Regions from separate parts of the Homo sapiens genome. Here regions 2, 3 and 4 are each linked to region 1. A link is a contact called in ENCODE Hi-C or POLR2A ChIA-PET data. All regions are on one chromosome and are shown on one strand. The core of a region is the stretch at or near the end of the contact, and the rest is flanking DNA. Distances in the headings are between cores, read along the strand shown. Region 1 holds the start of TMX1 (thioredoxin related transmembrane protein 1). Region 2 holds the start of ARF6 (ARF GTPase 6). Region 3 holds the start of RPS29 (ribosomal protein S29). Region 4 holds the start of RPL36AL (ribosomal protein L36a like).

Region 1 (5,653 bases), core at 174-2,673:
AGCCTGATGATATGAAGAGAAAGGTGGCGGGAGATGGGGGGCGGGGGGCAGTAAAGCATCCTGGAGATGCCGATGTCCGGAAGTAAAGGAGGACCAGCCAAGAAGTTTGAGAAGAATCAGCTACTGTAGGACAGAAAAAAAAGCGAGCTGCCCAGACAGCAAGATAGTAAAGTGTTTCAAGGGTGTGGTAGAATGGGGCTAGGAGTCATGCTAGATGCATTGAGAAGAAACAATTGGGATTTATCTTGCTGGTCGCTGGTGTCCTTGAGAGGGCTATTCAGTGGAGGGGTGGGGAAGGGGACTAATTGGGGTTAATTAAGTTGAAAAGGTGAGGTAAGATAGTGGCAACTATTTCCTTGAGACTTAGTCTCTCTCTATAGCCCAGATTGGAGTGCAGTGGAATGATCTCGGTTCACTGCAACCTCCGCCTCCCGGGTTCAAGCGATTCTCCTGCCTCAGCCTCCTGAGTAGCTGGGACTACAGGCGCCTGCCACCACGCCTGGCTAATTTTTGTATTTTTAGTAGAGACGGGGTTTCACTATGTTGGTCAGGCTGGTCACAAACTCCTGACCTCAAGTGATCCGCCTGCCTTGGCCTCCCTGTTTTGCTAGGATTACAGGCGTGAGCCACCGCACCTGCAACTATTTTCATTTGACTGATGGGGCAGTGCACATTTTGGTTTGCATTTGTATTTACGAATGTTTGAGAGAAAAAACTCAAATATCTTACAAGCCTATGTGTCTGGTTCCATTTTGAAGTACTGACCTAGGATCTCTGTACCTACTGAATTTTTTTTGAGAGATAACATACACCTGAAAGTGCATAAAGTGCACTGTCTTAAAATGTACAGCTTGATCCTTCTTTAAAAAAAATCATATACGTACGCCCATGTAACTACTGTTCATATCTAGATGTTGAACACCTCCAACACATCCAACATAACCATAATGTTCCTCTGCACCTTCCCTGTCTATAATCTCTCAGAAGTAAACCAATATTCCGACTCCTATAAAATCCATTAGCTTTACTACATGTTTCAAAGAAAACAAATGAGAACTCTGAAGGACATTTAATTGGAAAACTGCTTTAGCACATTATAAACTTACCAATTTGCTTGTAAACGCTAACCATTTGGCGCCAAAATCCTGGGAGGGTCTTTTAAACCGTTCTTCCTCAAAGCACCGCCCCACTTTTTACACCACGCCTCCTTTTGCTCTGTTCCTTCCCCCACAATATTGGGACACCCTAGGCGGTAGAAGCAGCCGCTTTTCTGTCATGCGCATTGCGGAGAGTCGTTCTTCCCTCTTTCCCGACTTCACCACTCACTGGGATCAGACCCCTGTCATGCGCATTGAGAGTCCTCTAGACAGGCGCTCCTCGCAGCACCGTAGTGCGCTTGCGCTGAGCAGCCCGCGAGGGCGGAAGTGGGAGCTGCGACCGCGCTCCCTGTGAGGTGGGCAAGCGGCGAAATGGCGCCCTCCGGGAGTCTTGCAGTTCCCCTGGCAGTCCTGGTGCTGTTGCTTTGGGGTGCTCCCTGGACGCACGGGCGGCGGAGCAACGTTCGCGTCATCACGGACGAGAACTGGAGAGAACTGCTGGAAGGAGACTGGATGATAGAATTGTGAGTGCGGGGCGGCCAGGGTCCTACGTCCGTGCCTGGACACACGACTTCACCCCGCACGTTCCTCGTGCGGGTCGCAGGCTCCCCAGGACTGCGCCTCCGAGTTGCGGAGCGAGCGTCCCCGACTTCTGCAGCTCCCCAAACTCTTGGGATCTGCCGCCAGCTTGGTCCCACCCCCTCGTCTCTTACCCGTGAATGTTAAGTTTCTTCTGGGGTGCACCCTCGTTTCGTTTCTTGGGTTGTGGTGCGCCCAAAGGGTTAGTGCCAATGCGAATTCTGACATTTTTCATGACTTTGAGGATGCGACTGGGGCGCGGGGAGGGAGGTGTCCGACTCGTGTCTAAGTAGTTAAAGTGATTCTTCACAGACTTCTACACTTATTTTCACCACATTTTACATAAGAGAATATTGAGCAAAATTTCTCCTCTCGTTTTGTCTGTCCTTAAAAGATAGTCTCTTTATGGTGTTGGAATTTGGCGCTTTTAAGCTTTTTTTAATGGATTGGGTACGTTTCTTTTTTATTGTAAATACTGAGTCAATTCAAGTTGGGTTATTTTTAAGTTTTCGTTTTCTCTTTTTGCCTCCTCTTTTGCTTTCTCTTTTTTTCACTCCTCATCTCATTTTTCCTTTGGGTGTCTTTGTAGTGTAGAGAATACCTTGGGTTGTGACTCCTAGGTCTTTGTAAATGGTATTACATTAAAAGATAATGTATTAATGTATACACTCTCAAGAGCGCCAGGTCATCATTTATTGCTCGAACGAAATCATGTATTTTGTGTGGTGATTTCAATTTAATAATATCTGTTCTGCCGCGGTGGGAAATAAAGTATCTGTCTTTGCTTTAGATGCTAAGTCGTTGTTGATGGTGGTATTATACATATTAGCAGTATTTACTGATAATAGTAAAAGCATAATTATTAACAGTGTACTGGACACCACTAAGCACCTTTACACGAATACCATATTTAATTCCCTACAAATTCTCTATGACAGGTGTTTTTCACGTTTTACAAATGAGTAACAAGATACCTAAATACTTTAGTTAACCTATGCAGATATTGCTGTGCTGGCTTTCTTTGGGTCTTCAGAGTAGGCATACAATAATTGTTGTTAGAACACCTTCTTCTTTAAAAAGGTTCAGCTGGAAGTGGCGTACGCTACCCAGGAGATTGAGGTATGAGGATGACTTGAGCCCAGGGGTTCAAGAGATCCTGGGCAACTAGCAAAATAAATAAGTAAATAAATAAAAATGAAAAGACAACAGGGTTCAGGTGAGTGTTTTCTTGTGTCACGAATACAGCAAGGGTTGTCAAGTTAAGGAGGCCAGTGAAAGTGACATCCCCAAGGGAGAACCCAGAAGGCTAAATCAGTAAGTCCTGTGTTATTTTTTAAAAAAACAAAACTGGCCGGCGCGGTGGCTCACGCCTGTAATCCCAGCACTTTGGGAGGCCGAGGCCGGTGGATCACGAGGTGAGGAGATCGAGACCATCCTGGCTAACACGGTGAAACGCCGTTTGTACTAAAAATACAAAAAATTACCTGGGCGTGGTGGCACGCGCCTGTAGTCCCAGCTACTCGGGAGGCTGAGGCAGAAGAATCGCTTGAATCTGGGAGTCAGAGGTTGCAGTGAGCCGAGGTCGCACCACTGCACTCCAGCCTGGGCGACAGAGTGAGACTCAATCTCAAAAAAAAAGTAGAACATTTATATGGAGGGTAAGATAAAGGGAAATTTTCATAGTATGCATGTAGTCTGCAATTCTGAAATGAATTTTCATTCAGGCACCATTGAAAGCTTCAGGGGAGAGGAACTGTGACACTTTTTCAGTCATCATCATGAGTAACTTGTTTTAGATCGTGCCTGTAAAATAGTGTTATAAGCAATATATTAAGCAATAGTGATCGTGTGTGTATATGCAAAATACAGTCAAGTATTACTCAAGGATATTTTTTAACTCATTATGGTCCAACTATATAAATACAGCAATCAGAAGTAGTATTAAGGAGAACAAGACTAACAAAACATTGAGTATGAGGTAAATCCACATTGGAGCATCTATCTGAAATTATGCTATAGAGTAGTAGTTTTTCTTTTTCCTTAAGTAGAGATTCTAAAGTAAGTTTTTAGAAAGCAACTGACAGCCTGGGCAACATGGCAAAAACCAGTCTCTACAAAAAAATACGAAAAATTAGCTGGGCGTGTGGGCAGGCATCTGTAGTCCCAGCTACTTGGGCTGAGGTGGGAGGATGTCTTGAGCCCGGGAGGTTGAGGTTGCAGTGAGCCCAGATGGCGCCACTGCCCTCCAGCCTGGGTAACAAAGCGAGACCCTGTTTCAAAAAATAAAAAAGCAACTGAGCAACAAAACGAACCTGAAAAAGAAGGACTCTAGTAGTTTTAGTAATAGTCTGCTCCTAATTACAAGTGAATTATCTACAGTAAATCCATTTCTGCTCAGAAGTTTTGTCATGGAGATATTTTCATTGTAATACGATTTATTGTTAGGAGCTTGGCTTTTATACTACCAGTTTGTCTTGTTCTACAATGTCTATTTTAGGAGTTTGGTTTTCATAAAACAAGTGAAGAAAATGTGAAGTACAGAAAGTATAGTTTTGTGTTTAACTGCTTTAGGCTTTATTCTTCCTGGTTCTGTTAAAAAAAAAAAAAAAAAAAGAACAACCCTGTGGTGTATTATAAGATAAAATACAATAAAGTGGAAAAATAAGATCCTCAGGAGATAATACCAGAGGAGTAATTTAAATGCTAATATGCTTGCATTTGTAAATCCAAGGTCTTGGAAACAGGATGACCTAACTGGCCAAGAGTTTTGTTTGGCCTGCTTAGTATTTGTGTGTGGGTTATTTTTTGAGGTAACATTCTCATATAAAAATGCAGCTCTCCATCTTCTTTTAAATATGAATAGCCAGCCTTAGTGTGCCAGCATCCTTAGTGGCAATCCTACTTAATAATGGTTGCCACTTTAAGATGGAATATGTGCTTTCTTATTCACCACAGCCCAGGACACTTCTGTTTTTCCAACACCTTGCATTTGTGACTCTGCATTATAAATTATTAAAATTGGTAAGCTCTAACTTTGGTCTTGAGCTTTCTGGTGGCCACACCGTTAATAGAGAAATGCAAAAGTTTTCTAAAGAGCTGTTTTGCATGTGAAAAAATCCTGTGTCTTATTCTCAGAATTTTATTTGATTAGCATCATCAGTTCATCATTCTTGATTTCCGGATTGTTAGATCTACCCTTAAAAGTTTTTCATCTGCATAAAATTAACCACCTTATCATCTTCAGTGTTTTCATATGAAATATTCTTCATAAATTATACATTTAAATTTTTTATCCCAAGATAAATGGTCATACTAAAGTGCTTAACTTTTTTTAAAAAAAAATCTGTATTTCTTAGTTATGCCCCGTGGTGCCCTGCTTGTCAAAATCTTCAACCGGAATGGGAAAGTTTTGCTGAATGGGGAGAAGATCTTGAGGTTAATATTGCGAAAGTAGATGTCACAGAGCAGCCAGGTACTGTAAGTCTTTGGTTAGTTTTGTTTCTTTGCTGTTTGGGTTGATATATTTATCCTTTTTTCTACATTGCATAGTCTTAATTCTACCTTTCTTTAGGTTTTGAAAACCTAACAGTCTGCAGCTAGTTAACCTGACTTGTCCACCTCCCTGCTGGGGGCTCAGTGTGCAATGGTTGCAAAATGGAGATTCCCTGGTTGTGTATACACCTCATTTCTTGAATGTGTTGCTTTAAGGGTTCTTGAAGACATTACCCTCTTTTTATTCTTGCCCACATAACTGCCTCTGATTTGTTGTTCTTTGCATCCCAGGCCCCAGACTAGTATGTAAGATGCCTTTGAGAAGTCCTAGGACACTGTGGTTCAGGTGAACATTGGCCAAGCCACATTTGCATCCATACCAGGCTTCAGAATAAGGAGCATGTGGTTGAGTGTTTTTCTGGAGTCAAGGTCACGTTCCCTGACAAAAGAAGACCTGAATCTCTGAAATTGAGTTTTAAATTTAG
Region 2 (5,991 bases), core at 1,713-4,212, 1.3 Mb before region 1:
TTCAAGACCAGCGTGGCCAATATGGTGAAACCCTGTCTCTACTAAAAATACAAAAATTAGCTGGGCTTGGTGGCACATGCCTGTAGTCCCAGCTGCTCAGGAGGCTGAAGCAGGATAATCACGTGAGCCCGGGAGATGGAGGTTGCAGTGGGTCCAGATTGCGCCACTGAACTCCAGCCTGGGCGACCAAGAAAGACTCCGTCTCAAAGAAAAACAACAACAAAAAAAATTAGGTCTAAGCCATTTTTTACAAGTAAACATATTTCTTATGAGATAGATATAGTATTGGCTGGGTACAGTGGCTTAGGCCTGTAATTCCAGCACTTTCGGAGGCTGAAGCAGGAGGACTGCTTGAGTCCAGGAGTTTGAGACCAGCCTGGGTTACAGTGAAGTCCTGTGTCTACAAAAAATAATGATAAATAAATGAATAAAAATTATAGTATTTTATTTATACTGTTTTAGTCAGGAATATCATAAACATAAGTGGTTGTTGAAGAGATTAAAAATTATGAAATGGCATTCTCTAGGGAAGCCTGGTTTGCGTGTAAATTCCAGAAATCTCTTCATTTACAGGCTTTGAGTCAAAAAGTAGAGAAGATTTTTCTATACTTAGCTGTTGGAGCATTCATCTGTTTAAAATTTAAGACATAACCCAGGCCAGGCCTGGTGGCTCACGCTTCTAATCCCAGCGCTTTGGGAGGCCAAGGCCTGCCCATCACTTGAGGCTTGAGGTTGAGTTCGAGACCAGCCTGGCCAATACGGTGAAACCCCGTCTCTACTAAAAATACAAAAATTGGCCCGGCGTGGTGGTGCATGTCTGTAGTCTCAGGTACTCGGGAGGCTGAGGCAGGAGAATTGCTTGAACTGGGAGGCAGAGGTTGCAGTGAGTCGAGACCGAGACCGAGCCACTGCACTTCAACCTGGGCAACACAGCAAGGCTCTGTCTCAAAAACAAAAAACAAAAACACAAAACACAAAAACATAACCCAGGTGTCTAGATAAAAATTAAAAAAGGGCTAGGCGCGGTGGCTCTTGCCTGTAATGCCAGCACTTTGGGAGGCCGAGGCGGGCAGATCACTTGGGGCCAGGAGTTCCAGACCAGTCTGGCCAACATGGCAAAACCTGTCTCTACAAAAAATAGAGAAATTAGTCAGGCGTGGTGGCGCACGCCTTTAGTCCCAGATACTGGTGAGGCTGAGGTGGGAGGATCTCTTGAGCCTAGGAGGCTGAAGCTGCAGTGAGCTGACATCGCACCACTGCACTGCAGCCTTGGTGACAGAGCGAGACCTTGTCCCAAAAATAGAGAGGTGGGGTTGGGGATGACACTTGAACCCCAATCTTCAGACTCCTAAGCTTTTCAGTTTTATGACAGTGCTTCATCTTAAGGTAAATGGAAAGTAAATGAAATAATTGTTAGAATATTAATGTTTAATAAGTTTATTTCCGACTGAAATGACGTTTATAAGGTTATCATATAACCTATCTACCATTATCTAATATTTTAAATTTGTTTAATAAAAACAGTATGTTACCATATGCTGTTTATAGCATCTTGCTTTTTAAACAAAGATACCCATTTCCTGTTTTTCTCCCCTTGATATTTGAAGGTTTCACGTTATTTTAAGTCTAATTTTATCATTAACCATTTGATACAAAAATGTGTCCTTGGCAGGGCGCAGTGGCTCACGCCTGTAATCCCAGCATTTTGGGGGGCCGAGGCGGGTGGATCACCTGAGGTCAGGACTTCGAGACCAGCCTGGCCAACATGGTGAAACCCCGTCTCTACTAAAAATACAAAAATTAGCCGGGCGTGGTGGTGGGCGACCTAATTCCAGCTGCTCCGGAGGCTAAGGCAGAACTGCTTGAACCCAGGATGAGGAGGCTGCAGTGAGCCGAGATTGTGCAACTGGACTCCAGCCTGGGCGACAGAGTGAGACCCCGTCTCAAGAAACAAACAAAAACCAAAAAACCAAAAATGTGCCCTGAAGTCTTCCACATTGTATTATTTAAGCCTCACGTGAGTTAGCAAGGTCAGTTTACACGAGATAAACTTAGTAAGGTTAAGTGCCCAGATCCAGGCCATACAAGCGGTCGTTCTATATTCTAAATTCTATGCTTCTTAAAGTTAAGAATGGGTAGTAGTTAAGAAGCTACTACTAACAGTATGAGATAAAATGATATTTTAAAGATGAACAGATGTCGCATTCTAAAAAGGTGAAAACGCGGCAAGGCACAGGAACTCTTCATAATACTGCAGTTTTTAAGAAACATGGGCTGGTCTTGACGAGACCTATAGGCAGACAGGGCTCAAACATTCAAAAGAGCTGCAGAGTAAACTCAACTCCGGGAAAGCGCTGCACTGACTGGCAGATTCCACACGAGACACTGGCCTCCCACGTGTCTTTCAGGAAACATACAAAATTCAAGGGATAAAGGAAGCCAAGAAGGGGTTGCGAAAAAGGGAAAAAAAAAAAAAACAAAAGCGAACAGAGCTTCCCTGGGACGTTCAGGGAGCGCGGAGGGTGCGGGAAGGCTGGGGCGGGCGGAGGGAATTCGCAGAGCATCTGGCGGGCACCGAGGTCTGGGAACAGGCCTGGAGGCAGCTCGGTTCGTGGAGAGAGCGGGCTGCCCGTGGGCCCCACCCTGTAGGGCCCCCCAGTAGATCTGCTCCCTTGGTTCGGGTGGGCAGGGGAGGGCAGAGCGCAAAAGAGAAAAGCAGGGAAGGAGACGCTAGAAGAGCCACGGGTAGGCGCGAGTCAGAGTCCGAGGTTCGAGGGCTCTGGGCCGGCCGCATCTGCGAGCCCTCCGAGGCGCCGTAGCCCCGCCCCTCCGGCGCGTGGCGCCCATGACGCTAGGCGCGCGGGCCGCTCTCCTTACAGAGGTCGCTCTTGTCCGAACGGTCGGCCTCTGCTGCGCCTGCGTGGTCGGGAGGGGAAGTGAGGCGGTTTCCTCGGCGCCTTTTCCGGCAGCGGCGGCGGCAGAACTGGGAGGAGGAGTTGGAGGCCGGAGGGAGCCCGCGCTCGGGGCGGCGGCTGGAGGTAACCCCTTGGGCCGAGCTGGAAAGGCGGGCCACCTCGGTCTTCGCTCCTTTGTGGAGCTCTGGCAGTAACTCCCCTCCCTCTCTGTTTCTCTGCAGGCAGCGCACCGAGTTCCCGCGAGGATCCATGACCTGACGGGGCCCCGGAGCCGCGCTGCCTCTCGGGTGTCCTGGGTCGGTGGGGAGCCCAGTGCTCGCAGGCCGGCGGGCGGGCCGGAGGGCTGCAGTCTCCCTCGCGGTGAGAGGAAGGCGGAGGAGCGGGAACCGCGGCGGCGCTCGCGCGGCGCCTGCGGGGGGAAGGGCAGTTCCGGGCCGGGCCGCGCCTCAGCAGGGCGGCGGCTCCCAGCGCAGTCTCAGGGCCCGGGTGGCGGCGGCGACTGGAGAAATCAAGTTGTGCGGTCGGTGATGCCCGAGTGAGCGGGGGGCCTGGGCCTCTGCCCTTAGGAGGCAACTCCCACGCAGGCCGCAAAGGCGCTCTCGCGGCCGAGAGGCTTCGTTTCGGTTTCGCGGCGGCGGCGGCGTTGTTGGCTGAGGGGACCCGGGACACCTGAATGCCCCCGGCCCCGGCTCCTCCGACGCGATGGGGAAGGTGCTATCCAAAATCTTCGGGAACAAGGAAATGCGGATCCTCATGTTGGGCCTGGACGCGGCCGGCAAGACAACAATCCTGTACAAGTTGAAGCTGGGCCAGTCGGTGACCACCATTCCCACTGTGGGTTTCAACGTGGAGACGGTGACTTACAAAAATGTCAAGTTCAACGTATGGGATGTGGGCGGCCAGGACAAGATCCGGCCGCTCTGGCGGCATTACTACACTGGGACCCAAGGTCTCATCTTCGTAGTGGACTGCGCCGACCGCGACCGCATCGATGAGGCTCGCCAGGAGCTGCACCGCATTATCAATGACCGGGAGATGAGGGACGCCATAATCCTCATCTTCGCCAACAAGCAGGACCTGCCCGATGCCATGAAACCCCACGAGATCCAGGAGAAACTGGGCCTGACCCGGATTCGGGACAGGAACTGGTATGTGCAGCCCTCCTGTGCCACCTCAGGGGACGGACTCTATGAGGGGCTCACATGGTTAACCTCTAACTACAAATCTTAATGAGCATTCTCCACCCATCCCCTGGAAGGAGAGAAATCAAAAACCCATTCATAGGATTATCGCCACCATCACCTCTTTCAATTGCCACTTTCTCTTCTTTTGAATTTGAACTCTGGAGTTACTGTTCTACAGTTTGGCGGGGACGGGGCTTGGGGGTTTTCTCTTTTGTTTGTTTCCCTTTCTTTTTCCTTTTTTTTTTTTTTTTTTTTTTGTTGGCTTTGCGTTAGGATGCTCTGATCTGACATTTGACATGAACACAAAGTTGCTAGATGCTCTTGTTGACTTCCAGCAGATGGGATGGGGGAAACACAGCAGTTCTTGGTAAAGTCCTTTGTAATAATAGTTTGATTTTTTTATTTCGAGAGAATCTTTCATTTTCCTATGTATGCTTTTTTCCTTTTTTGCCCAGTTTCCTTATCACTTGCTGTAGATGGCTTATTTTGCATTCATGCAGACTATGTTGCAAGTCTGTTTCATCTAGTAAACTGAAAATTATTGCTTAATCAAACTGCCGTTTGTCTTTTATATTTAAGGCCTTCCCCCCCCTTCCTTATGAGTTCTAACTTAGTAATTTCAAATGTGACCTTTTATATCTAAGACCAGTATAGTAAACTTAGCCCACAGTGGCAAATAATGAGTAATATTGTAATATGTTCCAGTTGCACCTCAGTATGTTAAACAGGTAATGTAAGAAGTTCTCTGAAATGTCAGCAAGTAAGTTCTGAAACACATCATGCATGAGTAGGAATAAAACCCAAGTTCCCCATAACGTAGATAACTTAATGCTGCATAAAAATATGAAAGTGTAACCCATGAAGGACACTTTTTCTTTCCACTGCAAAGTTAGCCACTTTGCTGTTTTTCCTCTTTTTTAAACTTTGAAAATAGACTCTTTCCAGAAATTGGAGCAATAATGGTGTTACCACACACAGATTAAATAATTTGTAGATATTTTAAGTGACTTTTGGGCAAAACTGGAATGTATACTTTTACCTTGTTTCAAACACCTAAGACCAGTAATTTAAAAATTACTAAAAGGTTTACTTTGTTCATTAATAAAACATTTAACAATTCAAATTATATGCACCTTTTACCTAGTTGAAAAAAATACACATTCCTGTTTTCACATTATAGCAACTGATTAAGCTGAAGCTGTAAGTCATTTTTTATAGATGAGTGATCCGCATCTCCATCAATTAGAACACTGGAAAAGATGTTTTATAAAAGAGGTATTTAATTTTGTTTGTAGGATTAACTCATGCAAATAATAAAAAAGATATCCTGTTGGTTCAATAGTACACTGTCTCCTTTAAGGAAGGAAGCGTGATGAATGAATGATGTGTAGACTTGAGGGATGACTATTAAAGGGGACGTAGGATGAAGAGAAAGAACCTACAGATGACAATGAATGTAAACTTATTTTTCTTCATGTGTAAGCAGTGTGCTCGCTGGTGATATCCAGATCCTAACAAGATTACTTGGTTAGCTGGTTAGGACCAGTAACTGGATTGCGACCACTATGATAATATTTTGAACCAAATGTTAATGCTTGATGCAGAATTGTAAAGCAGCATCTGGTTCCTATATAGCCTTAAGGATTAATTTTAGTGATCCTCAAGGAATTAAATAGGGAATTTCAGAAATGTAGACTGCAAAGGCAGTATACAGGAAAAGGTGGAGTGGGTTTTGTTTATGAGGGTGTCTGAAAACTAAAATTGAGCGGGATATCATGGTATAGTTGGACAGTATTGGTCCTTCACACTTTGGCCATATTGTATAATGGAGCTTTTACCAAAGATGTATGAGAAGTGTAAGACTATAAAAAAATGAACTATTCAAAGTAAAA
Region 3 (5,982 bases), core at 152-2,651, 1.7 Mb before region 1:
GATAGAAGCACTAAATGGCAGACCATTGTTTGCTGAATCTTAACAATGTCTTTCCGGCCCCAAACTTTAAGTTCATTCCAGTGTATGACGCTTTCAAACATTTTGGGTTGGCCGGGCGCGGTGGCTCACGCCTGTAATCTCAGCACTTTGGGAGGCCGAAGCAGGCGGATCACGAGGTCAGCAGTTCGAGACCAGCCTGACCAACATGGTAAAACCCCGTCTCTACTAAAAATAAAAAAATTAGCCGGACATGGTGGCAGGCGCCTGTAATCCCAGCTATTCAGGAGGCTGAGGCAGGAGAATCGCTTGAACCGGGGAGGCGGAGGTTGCACTGAGCGGAGATCACGCCATCGCACTCCAGGTTGGGTGAGTGCGACTCCGACTCAAAAAAAAAAAAAAAAAAACTTGGGGTCAGCGGTTAATACATATATTTGGTTAGAAAATATCTAGGTACAGCCGCGCGTGGTGGCAAGAGCCTTTAGTCCCAGCTACTCGGGACGCCAAGGCAAGAGGATCGCCTGAGACCAGGAGGAGTTCGAGGCTGCAGTGAGCCGTAACAACGCCACTGCACTTCAACCTGGGCGACAGAGGGAGACCCTATCTCTAAAAAAAAAAAAAAGAGAATAGGTACTTACAAGATTGATAAATGAAACAAATGTAAAACAATTTTAGTGGCTTCTCTAAAGTGAATTTCACCAAACACAATACACGGCACCTAAAACTGGCTAAGCTATCTAGGTAAAAAAGGGAGTAGGAAAGACTAAGTCCTTCACCTTCTCCATTCTATTAATTTGATTGCCCAAACCATCAACACTGTCACCAGCTACCAACTAAAAAAAGAGGAAAAGCTCTTGGTCGAATGCTCAGAATTACCACTCCAGGGAAGATCTGTCCGTTTGTCTTTCGCGGAAAAAATAACCCCCACAACCTTCTCTGCCCAAACAACATGGAGTACGCCTGCAGACGCCTACCTTAATGAAACCGATATCCTTCGCGTACTGACGGAAACACTGGCGGCACATATTGAGGCCATATTTCCGGATCAGACCGTGCCGGTTTGAACAGACACGACTGTAAGAAAAGAGACAGCGGTTTTGCAGGTCATAGAAATTACAAGACTCCGCACTCAGACGGCTACTACCCGCATCCCGGGACTCCCAAGCCACAGTACAGGCCTGTAATGGCGGCACCAGCGACTCCCAGTCGGCGTGCTCCCTCGTGCCGCCCGTGGCCTCCTCTACTTGAGATTTTAAGCAGCCTAGCGCTCCACGGCAACGCTTCCCCAAAATCACAAACTATTTCTCACCAAGAGCGAGAACCCTGGCCGAATTTTCGCGGGTGGCTCCAGTACAGCTGCTGGTGACCCATCTTGCTCTCAGCAGTGCAACGAGGTAAAAGGAAGAAGCTGGCCCACGCATGCGCTCTTCAAATTTTTGAGACAGTTTACCCAGAATGCAGTGCTCAAAGGAAACGCGTGCGCAGTGTGGTCAGGTTGTTTCGCTGGGTGAGTAAAATGAAATCTTAGAGGCGTTGTGGGCTGGCCCAGTTGATGACGTCACCATACCACAGCTTCTAGTGCTATTCTGCGCCGGTATCCGACCGCCGGGCGCGGTGGCGCGTGCCTGTAGTCCCAGCTACTCGGGAGGCTGAGGCTGGAGGATCGCTTGAGTCCAGGAGTTCTGGGCTGTAGTGCGCTATGCCGATCGGGTGTCCGCACTAAGTTCGGCATCAATATGGTGACCTCCCGGGAGCGGGGGACCACCAGGTTGCCTAAGGAGGGGTGAACCGGCCCAGGTCGGAAACGGAGCAGGTCAAAACTCCCGTGCTGATCAGTAGTGGGATCGCGCCTGTGAATAGCCACTGCACTCCAGCCTGGGCAACATAGCGAGACCCCGTCTCTTTTGAACAATAAATACGTTAATTTTGGACTCTCAAGAGATGAATATTCTCATAGTCTTTTTTATTGATTAAACCTTTTACTTTCTTTTAATTAAAACGTTACACTTGGGAAAGGAGTTTTTCCTCGACTCACCAGTGACACCTACTGGAATAAATTTACAAAACAACTTAAAATCAGCTGTAATGATCACGAGTCAACGGTAGGGTTTGCTTTTATTTTGTTAAAGAGAGTACGTTTTCAAATTTATTTTTTTGACACACTCCTCCAAGAAATACACCTACACCATTCCAAAAAAAAATGAGATTCTTTGGCATTTAGTGTATTTGATTCTTAAATGTAATTGGCTGAATGTAAAGTAATAAACAAGTAATGTGCAGTGTATGTTGCTTTGACCAGATAATTTGGTGACAAAACAAGTAATGAAAAGCAAATGCAAAAATGCAAAAAACCAATGTCAATAAACGAATTTCTGCTGAAAGATACCTACATTCCATATGGTCATTTATAATGCCTCCAGATAAAACTGCTCTGAAATCAAAGCTTTAACTAGATTTATAAAATGTAGCACAGGGTGCAACAATTCCAGAAACTTTTACATATAAACTTTTATAAATTGAAATACAACACTTCTTTAAGGTATGTTATGTCAGGGTTCTAGTGGGGTCCCCCTACCCAATCATTAAGTTAGGCATTGTATTATATGATTAAGGAAGGAGGGGAGTCAGAGATTTGTAAACTAGATATAACTTGCTCCTTGCCCTCAAAATTTTCTAATCTGTGGGAAACAGGATTATCTCCAAGACTTCAACATACAACGTTTGTGCACCAACAACATATGTACAGCTAAGGAAAATATTCTGTATTAAATCATGGGTGTGCTCATGAAGTACGAAAGGAGCCAAGAAGAGAAATTAATTCCAGTTCGAGGTACATTTGAGAGACCTTTGAGGTAGACCTTGAAGAATGGGATTTCTACAGGCAGCACTTGACAGAAGGGAATGCCTGGTGAAAGGAAGCGCTTGAGCCAAGGTAAGGTGAACAACTTTGTGTAACTAGAATAGAAGATGGACAAAAGGCCTAGTGATAGGAATGAAAAGGTATTTTATTTTAAAGCCTCATTGGGCAAGATCCAATGTCAAGCTTTTACAACTTTCCTATAATTTATATCAGTCACTAATGTGTGGTTTCCAAAAGCCATTTGCCTCTCAAAAGCTAATCTAACATTTGTCCACACTTTCTTAGGCCTCTTCTAGTTGGTCTCCACAATATTTAAAACATTACAGTGGTTCTGAGATCAATTCCATTAATATTTTTAGTACTCTGATATATAAGCCTTTGGGCCTAAAGAAGTGAATTCATTTAGGAGAGAAAAAAAGACAAATGAGAAGCAATTAGTTGCACTTCAACAATCTTAATCTGAATACTTAAGTAATTCTTAATACTTATTCTAGTCTATACATTATTCTCTTTGATAGAGATATTGCAAAAGTGCAGCTAAGACGTCGTACTTCCTTTCAGTTTTAAGATAATGTGACACCATCTATCCCAAACCATGAAATTATCCATTTCTTTTTCAACAAACTGAGAACACAGCTTTAAAAGTTCATTTTAACTCGGTGTTTATCAAGAGCTTTTATGTTTTGTTTTGTTTTTTTTCCTTTTTTTTTGAGACGGAGTCTCACTCTGTCGCCCAGGCTGGAGTGCAATGGCACCATCTTGGCTAACTGCAACCTGCACCTCCTGGGTTCAAGGGATTCTCCTGCCTCAGCCTCCCGAGTTGCTGAAATTACAGGCACGTGCCACCACACCCGTCTAATTTTTTACATTTTTGGTAGAGATGGGGTTTCACCATGTTGGCTAGGCTGGTCTCGAAGTCCTGACCTCGAGTAATCCACCCACCTCAGCCTCCCAAACTGCTGGGATTACAGGAGTGAGCCACCACGCCCGGCCTAAGAGCTTTTATCTTAATCCTGTAGTCTTCTTACAGTTTCTGAGTCCTTTTTTTTTTTTTTTTTTTTTTTTTTGAGACGGAGTCTGGAGTCTCGCTCTGTGACCCAGGCTGGAGTGTAGTGGTGCGATCTCGGCCCACTGCAAGCTCCGCCTCCCGGGTTCACGCCATTCTCCTGCCTCAGCCTCCCGAGTAGCTGGGACTACAGCGCCCGCCACCATGCCCGGCTAATTTCTTTTTGTATTTTTAGTAGAGACAGGGTTTCACCCTGTTAGCCAGGATGGTCTCGATCTCCTGACCTCATGATCCGCCCGCCTCGACCTCCCAAAGTGCTGGGATTACAGGCGTGAGCCATCTTAGTTCTCTTTTATACATGGGTTTGAAATGCTTCTTCTTTTAGAACACATTTTCCTTTAATAGGATATTTATTGGGTTTGGGTTCTTTGTTTTTTAAAAAATGTACAATGAAGTGCAAAGAAAAAGAAAAAAAAAAGTGCCATAATGTCCTTGCCCAGATAACCCTACTAATATTTTTCTTTTGAAAAACTAAAAGTAATATACATGTAAGATCGAAGCATTCTAACACTGCAAAGTATAGATCTTATTTTTAAGTACATTGGAATAATATGCATGTTAGGACACTATTATTCAAGATGTCTTTAATTTTCTTTCTCAAATTATTCTTACAGTCTTCTGTGATCATCCATCCAGAATTTAATCATTTAAAAACCTTCATCTTAGACGTATACACTGCTGATGGGAATGTAAATTACTTCAGCACTGTGGAAAGCAGTTTGGTGATTTCTTAAAGAATTTAAAACAGAACTGTCATTTGACCAGCAATCCCATTACTGGATATATACCCAAAAGAATATAAATCATTCTACAGTAAAGGCAAATGCATATGTATGTTCATCGCAGCACTATTCACAATAGCAAACACACTGAATCAACCTAAATAGCAATTTTTTAAGCAACAGTAGACTGGATAAAGAAAATGTAGTACATATACACTATGGAATGCTACACAGCCACAGAAAAGAACAAGATCATGTCCTGTGCAACAGCATGGATGGAGCTGGAGGCCATTATCCTAAACAAACTAACACAGGAACAGAAAACCAAACACCACGTTCTCACTTATAAGTGAGAGCTAAACATTGAATACACATGGACCCAAAGAAAGTAATAGACAGCAGGGCCTACTTGAGGGTAGAGGGTGGGAGGAGGGTGAGGATTCGAAAAGTACCTATTAGGTACTAAGCTTATTACCTGGGTGATGAAATAATAACCCCTGTGACACACAATTTATCTATAGAACCAACCTGTACATGTTTCCTTGAAACTAAAAGTTTTTTTAAAAACACCTGGCCAGGCATGGTGGCTCACGCCTGTAATCCCAGCACTTTGGGAGGCTGAGGCAGGCAGATCACAAGGTCAGGAGTTCTAGACCAACCTGGCCAATATGGTGAAACCCGGTCTCCACTAAAAATACAAAAATTAGCCAGGCATGGTGGCGGGCGCCTGTAGTCCCAGCTACTCTGGAGGCTGAGGCAGGAGAATCGCTTAAACCCAGGAGGCAGAGCTTGCAGTGAGCCGAGATTGCGCCACTGCACTCTGGCCTGGGCAACAGAGTGAGATTCCGTCTCAAAAAAAAACAAAAAACAAAAAAACCTGCATCGCTCTTGAGTTACTTTCAATTTTGGAACCTTTGGGAATAGAATCATACTTTTCCTCTAAACTTTACAAAACCTATTTTACCATAGACAGAGTCTAAAATACATGTTTCGCATGTTTGGTTATTACAATATGCACACTTCAGTATCATGCCCCGGTTTTTTCCAGTTGGTTAGAATTAGGTCTTTTTTTTTTTTTTCTTTTTGAGACGGAGTCTCACTCTGTCACCCAGGCTGGAGTGCAGTAGGGCCATCTCGGCTCACTGCAACCTCCACCTCCCAGGCTTAAGCGATTCTCCTGCCTCAGTCTCCTGGGTAGCTGAGATCACAGGCGTGTGCCACCACTCCCAGCTAATTTTTGTGTTTTTAGTAAAGACGGGGTTTTGCCATGTTGGCCAGGCTGGTCTCGAACTTCTGGCCTCTAGTGATCTTCCCCCTCAGCCTCCCAAAGTGCTGGG
Region 4 (5,533 bases), core at 328-2,827, 1.6 Mb before region 1:
TGATGCTTGCCACACTTCTTACAGAAGGTTCTTCGGGTTTTAGGTACGTTGACCATCTTTGCAGCAGGGCTGTTTTGTCTATATGATGAAAACTGTAGTAAAATATTTAAAATAAGATAGCAGACGTTAAACATTCCGAAAAGTGAAAGTGCTATACAAGTATATACAGGAAAACCGTACACATAAATGAGTAATATATAAATCCACCACGTACTCTTTTTCCATATGAATAAACGCACATACAAGTACATACCTTTTTGAAACACTTCGTTTAAATTACTGGAGGACTAATTTGTCGACCTAAAGAACTGAGGCAAGGCCGAGCACGGTGGCTCATGCTTGTAATCCCAGCACTTTGGGAGGCCGAGAAGGGCGGATCACCTGAGGTCCGGAGTTCGAGACCAGCCTGACCAACATGGAGAAACCCCGTCTCTACTAAAAATACAAAATTAGCCTGGCGTGGTGGTGGTGCATACCTGTAAGGAGAATCGCTTGGGCGGGGTGGGGAGGGGCGGAGGTTGCCGTGAGCCGAGATCGCACCATTGCACTCCAGCCTGGGCAACAACAGCGGAATTACGTCTCAAAAAAAAAAAAGAACTGAGGCACAATTCATATAAGTAGAATGTTTATTTGGGGCAAGTTTGAGGATTGCAACCCAGAGCACAGATTCAAAATGCCCTGAGTAGCAGCAGTTGCAAGTGGGTTTTTAGAGGAAAAAATGGCAGTTCCTAAATTGTCTACCAAGAATTTACATTAAAATAACACAAGCGATTGATTGGCTATACATCATTCTTTTCATGACAAATTCCAGGAACGCGGACATAATGGGTGAAGCAGCTAGTCAGGAATAAAATGCCAGGCATTAAGTGGGGAGGTGTCTGAAGTCCCATACTGCTGTCTCTCTGGGCCCGGCAAATTTTGCACATCTCAAATAATTAACAATGCTCCGAGCCATTCTTCTTTTCTCATATAGAACAAGACTCACGAAAACCGACAGCAGCAGCTTTAGGAGGCCCAATACAGTCCGTTTTCCGTACGAAATGAGTTTAATTTATTGTGACTGCTCCAAAAGAAAAGTGCGGTTCATCTAATTTTCTTCCGAAAAGGAAGTTAAGGACCAGAGTTTCTTTGACCCCCTTCCCCCCACCCACCTCCTCCATTTTCCAGCTCTAGAGAATGGCTGGGGCAGCGCGCGACGTTGTAGCTACGGTTACGACCCGCCCCGTTCCTTCTACGAGAACCACATCAGCGTAGTATCACTTTTCCCCTCCGAAGCACAGTCACCCGTCAGCAGCCTCGAGGGCTGACGTGTCCTTATCAAGCCGGCGCGCCCCGCGATTCTATAGCCGCCATGCCTGAGACCTTTTTCCTGAAGGGAGAAGCCTGCTCTCGAACTAAGGCCGGCGAGGGCCATAGGTCTCGCCTTCCCTTTCCTAAGAAGGCCTAGTCCTACCCAGGATTCTGAGCAAGGGAGGCTCCTATTGGAGCCGCTACAGCCTCGTTCTTAGCTTACCGAGAAACAGCGCCCGACACCTGGCCCTTCGCAGCTCTCGCCTTTCGCAGCTCTCGCCTAACAGGAAAGGGAAGAAACAGGCGGAAGTGGGAACTGCACCTGAGCGACAGTACTGCAAACCAATAGGCAGCCGGCCACGGCGGTCAGGCGCCTTCGGTCGCGTCTGGAAAGCACCAACCAACGGTCTAAGGGGCGGGCCGGAGGGGTGTGGGCCGGAGGGCCGCGGTGTGCCGCGGGGCAGTTGCGGGTTGTCATAACGGTCCCCGCCGGAGTGAGGCGAGGCCGCGTCGCTCAGTTCTGGCCGTCTAGGGCCCCTGTAAGGATGAGAGCGCAGAGGACGCAGGGCCGCTGGAGGCGCAGGTAACGAAGCTAGGGTGCGGTTGGGACCGCGGCTGAGCTTTTTCCGGGACCCGTGGTGCTGAATGGAGAGGACGGAGACGAAGCCGAGCCGCGGCTCCTAGCGGCGGCGCCGATGCTCGAGCTGTAGCTGCCAGGCGAGGATGTGTGGAGCGCAGGCGGCGCGGGGTAAATGAGAGGTCTCGGGCCCCAGGACCCCCGGGGCCCGGGATGAGTTAGCGAGGGCAGCCGCGGGGGCCAGTTCCGACCGTGACAGGCCAAGGCGACGGCCGCCGCCCGCCCGCCCCTTCCGTGCAGAAGCAGCTGCTCCTTTCCGCGCCCGCCCGCCTGCGCTCCCGGCCCTGGAGACCATGAGGTTCCGCATCTACAAACGGAAGGTGCTAATCCTGACGCTCGTGGTGGCCGCCTGCGGCTTCGTCCTCTGGAGCAGCAATGGGCGACAAAGGAAGAACGAGGCCCTCGCCCCACCGTTGCTGGACGCCGAACCCGCGCGGGGTGCCGGCGGCCGCGGTGGGGACCACCCCTCTGTGGCTGTGGGCATCCGCAGGGTCTCCAACGTGTCGGCGGCTTCCCTGGTCCCGGCGGTCCCCCAGCCCGAGGCGGACAACCTGACGCTGCGGTACCGGTCCCTGGTGTACCAGCTGAACTTTGATCAGACCCTGAGGAATGTAGATAAGGCTGGCACCTGGGCCCCCCGGGAGCTGGTGCTGGTGGTCCAGGTGCATAACCGGCCCGAATACCTCAGACTGCTGCTGGACTCACTTCGAAAAGCCCAGGGAATTGACAACGTCCTCGTCATCTTTAGCCATGACTTCTGGTCGACCGAGATCAATCAGCTGATCGCCGGGGTGAATTTCTGTCCGGTTCTGCAGGTGTTCTTTCCTTTCAGCATTCAGTTGTACCCTAACGAGTTTCCAGGTAGTGACCCTAGAGATTGTCCCAGAGACCTGCCGAAGAATGCCGCTTTGAAATTGGGGTGCATCAATGCTGAGTATCCCGACTCCTTCGGCCATTATAGAGAGGCCAAATTCTCCCAGACCAAACATCACTGGTGGTGGAAGCTGCATTTTGTGTGGGAAAGAGTGAAAATTCTTCGAGATTATGCTGGCCTTATACTTTTCCTAGAAGAGGATCACTACTTAGCCCCAGACTTTTACCATGTCTTCAAAAAGATGTGGAAACTGAAGCAGCAAGAGTGCCCTGAATGTGATGTTCTCTCCCTGGGGACCTATAGTGCCAGTCGCAGTTTCTATGGCATGGCTGACAAGGTAGATGTGAAAACTTGGAAATCCACAGAGCACAATATGGGTCTAGCCTTGACCCGGAATGCCTATCAGAAGCTGATCGAGTGCACAGACACTTTCTGTACTTATGATGATTATAACTGGGACTGGACTCTTCAATACTTGACTGTATCTTGTCTTCCAAAATTCTGGAAAGTGCTGGTTCCTCAAATTCCTAGGATCTTTCATGCTGGAGACTGTGGTATGCATCACAAGAAAACCTGTAGACCATCCACTCAGAGTGCCCAAATTGAGTCACTCTTAAATAATAACAAACAATACATGTTTCCAGAAACTCTAACTATCAGTGAAAAGTTTACTGTGGTAGCCATTTCCCCACCTAGAAAAAATGGAGGGTGGGGAGATATTAGGGACCATGAACTCTGTAAAAGTTATAGAAGACTGCAGTGAAAATCACAGTTACAAAAGCGACAGTCTTCTATTTTTGATATTTGTCCAAACAGGACATACAATTGAATAAAAGAGTTTAGGAACTGGTTTCTGCTTTAATACAAAAACAAAATCTTGTAAAAGGTGTCCAAATACATAGTAATCTTTTCCAGTTATGTCTGATTAAGATTTAAAACTGAAGGTTTCATTTTGGGAGTAGGGTTTTAAAGCTCAATCTGTTATCTGCTAAAATTGATTATTGTTGATATGAGAGAAGAGGGGAAATTTTATTTAAATTGCATTTATTAATCTTTTTATCTGAAACTTTGTACACTTTTCCACTTTCAAAACCTATTTTAAGTACAGCAAAATTTATTTAAAACTGTCATAGCAGTAAAAAGTATTACGATGAAATTGTTAGGGTATTAATGGAACAAACCCAGTTTCACTCTCTTGACACACTTATTAGGAAGGGATTGCTTCACTGGTTTAATAATTTAAAAGTTATGTTTGTTAAACACCCTGTCAGAACAGTCATTTTCAGTATTAGATTCCTGTACTATTGTGTTTTGAGTGTGTTTTGGAACCTTCATAGAACACACTTTCTTTTGGAATGTATTTGATTGATAAGAAAGTTTAAACATTGTTTTCACCTCAATGTAGAAATACAGTGGTTTTGTTTTTTTTTTTCTTTTAGTGCTGACAAAATAAAATACTCATTTTTGCATAAAAAGGTTCCTAATCCTTTTGCAGAATAAGTTTTGTTTACTCTTTATACCAAAATTCAGTGAAGGCATTCTACAAGTTTTGAGTTAGCATTACATTTTAATATTTACTATTGCTACATTGTATAATTGAGTTTGAAATAAAACCCAGCTTATGACAATGCATTCCCTGTGCAAGAAACTGTTTGGCTTTCAAATTACCCAGGCATTGAAAATGAATGATAAAAAGTTGCTGTGTAAGGGAAATACAGCCTAAATTGTTTTTGAAAGCCAGAAATGATACAAAGTTCAGTCATGCCAAAGTGAAATACTTTCTAGTGCCAGCTTTAACTTAAATCATACGTTTTAAAAGGACAGATACAGAAAATTATAGGAAACAGGCTTAAATTTTGCTCCATATTTAATGTAGACGTTTATAGAAGTTTCCCTTAATTTGTAATTGCATTCAACCGAGAATTTCTCATAAAAGACTAATTTCTGTGTAAAGATATTACGGGCTGGGTGTGGTGGCTCATGTCTGTAATCCCAGCACTCTGGGAGGTTGAGGCAGGCAGATTGCTTGAACTCAAGAGTTTGAGACCAGCCTGGGCAACATGGCGAAAACCCATCTCTACTAAAAATACAAAAAATTAGCCGGGTGTAGTGGTGCATCTGTAGTCCCAGCTACTTGAGAGGCTGAGGTGGGAGGATCCTTTGAGTCTCGAGGCAGAGGTTGCAGTGAGCCTAGAGCGTGCCACTGCACGCCAGCCTGAGCAACAGAGCAAGGCTCCATCTAAAGAAAAAAAAAAAAAGTTACTTAAACTTGTAACTATTAAATGGCAGTCTCAAAATTATTGCATCAATTTAAGATTCATAGTAGTTTAAGAGCACATATGCTTATCTAAGGTGAGGCAAATAGTTCTCTTGCTTTACGAGCTACCTTTAGACTTACCCACGGCCCAGTCTGGTGCAAGATTTTGCCTGGGGGTTATAAATAAGGGTGAATCAGGAGGCTTTGTACCTATTTCTGGTACTCTGACCTGACATCACTAGTTCAAAGAACTAAAAAATTAGGTTATTTCCAGGACTGAGCTAAGAAGGCCAGAGTGTGAAGTAGTAGCTGTTTTTGAAACAAATAGATCAGCTCCTGGCTTTGGGGTTAGTGATTAAATCAACAAATATTTCCCTTTCTGTATTTCCTTCCTTTCATTTTCTTTGGCTGCCCTAAAATTTTTTGTAAGAAAAAAACCTGTTAGGATCTTCTCTTTGCCTCACATTTTAGGTGT

What was found. Hi-C counts contacts between places; a loop is a spot of excess contacts on that map. ChIA-PET counts read pairs that join two places held with the same protein, here RNA polymerase II (POLR2A). Pooled maps may share reads with other maps.
Region 2: a loop to region 1 is called in a pooled map, with 4 times the contacts of the local background. The contact joins the promoter of ARF6 here to the promoter of TMX1 in region 1. A Hi-C loop is called at or near these places in 1 of 37 single-sample maps with no recorded cell type and 2 of 50 pooled maps. POLR2A ChIA-PET finds 5 or more read pairs at or near these places in 1 of 52 experiments (CD4-positive, alpha-beta T cell).
Region 3: a map of naive thymus-derived CD4-positive, alpha-beta T cell shows a loop between it and region 1 (4-fold over the local background). The contact joins the promoter of RPS29 here to the promoter of TMX1 in region 1. A Hi-C loop is called at or near these places in 1 of 168 maps with a recorded cell type or tissue (naive thymus-derived CD4-positive, alpha-beta T cell), 2 of 37 single-sample maps with no recorded cell type and 15 of 50 pooled maps.
Region 4: a map of gastrocnemius medialis shows a loop between it and region 1 (6-fold over the local background). The contact joins the promoter of RPL36AL here to the promoter of TMX1 in region 1. A Hi-C loop is called at or near these places in 1 of 168 maps with a recorded cell type or tissue (gastrocnemius medialis) and 7 of 50 pooled maps. POLR2A ChIA-PET finds 5 or more read pairs at or near these places in 2 of 52 experiments (GM12878 and activated B cell).

What each region holds. Positions count from the first base shown.
Region 1 is chr14:51,238,824-51,244,476 of GRCh38, forward strand. It overlaps TMX1 (thioredoxin related transmembrane protein 1), which reads left to right and starts at 1,424. Exons shown (of 8, transcript NM_030755.5): 1 at 1,424-1,621; 2 at 5,033-5,148. The coding sequence starts at 1,470. It overlaps LOC124900346 (small nucleolar RNA SNORA70), which reads left to right and starts at 5,267; the gene lies at 5,267-5,401. RefSeq lists a silencer at 1,260-1,602 and an enhancer at 1,463-1,702.
Region 2 is chr14:49,890,120-49,896,110 of GRCh38, forward strand. ARF6 (ARF GTPase 6) reads left to right here and starts at 2,963. Exons shown (of 2, transcript NM_001663.4): 1 at 2,963-3,038; 2 at 3,137-5,991. The coding sequence starts at 3,618. The coding sequence ends at 4,145. RefSeq lists enhancers at 2,523-2,622, 3,493-3,812, 3,843-3,892 and silencers at 2,713-3,102, 3,143-3,332.
Region 3 is chr14:49,584,979-49,590,960 of GRCh38, forward strand. RPS29 (ribosomal protein S29) reads right to left here and starts at 1,402. Exons shown (of 3, transcript NM_001032.5): 1 at 1,307-1,402; 2 at 972-1,071. The coding sequence starts at 1,368. It also overlaps RN7SL1. RefSeq lists enhancers at 433-482, 1,081-1,580, 1,453-1,962.
Region 4 is chr14:49,619,049-49,624,581 of GRCh38, forward strand. It overlaps RPL36AL (ribosomal protein L36a like), which reads right to left and starts at 1,578. Exons shown (of 2, transcript NM_001001.5): 1 at 1,514-1,578; 2 at 1-92. The coding sequence starts at 56. It overlaps MGAT2 (alpha-1,6-mannosyl-glycoprotein 2-beta-N-acetylglucosaminyltransferase), which reads left to right and starts at 1,751. Exons shown (of 1, transcript NM_002408.4): 1 at 1,751-4,433. The coding sequence starts at 2,221. The coding sequence ends at 3,564. RefSeq lists enhancers at 1,353-1,462, 1,851-2,401 and silencers at 1,623-1,832, 2,133-2,242.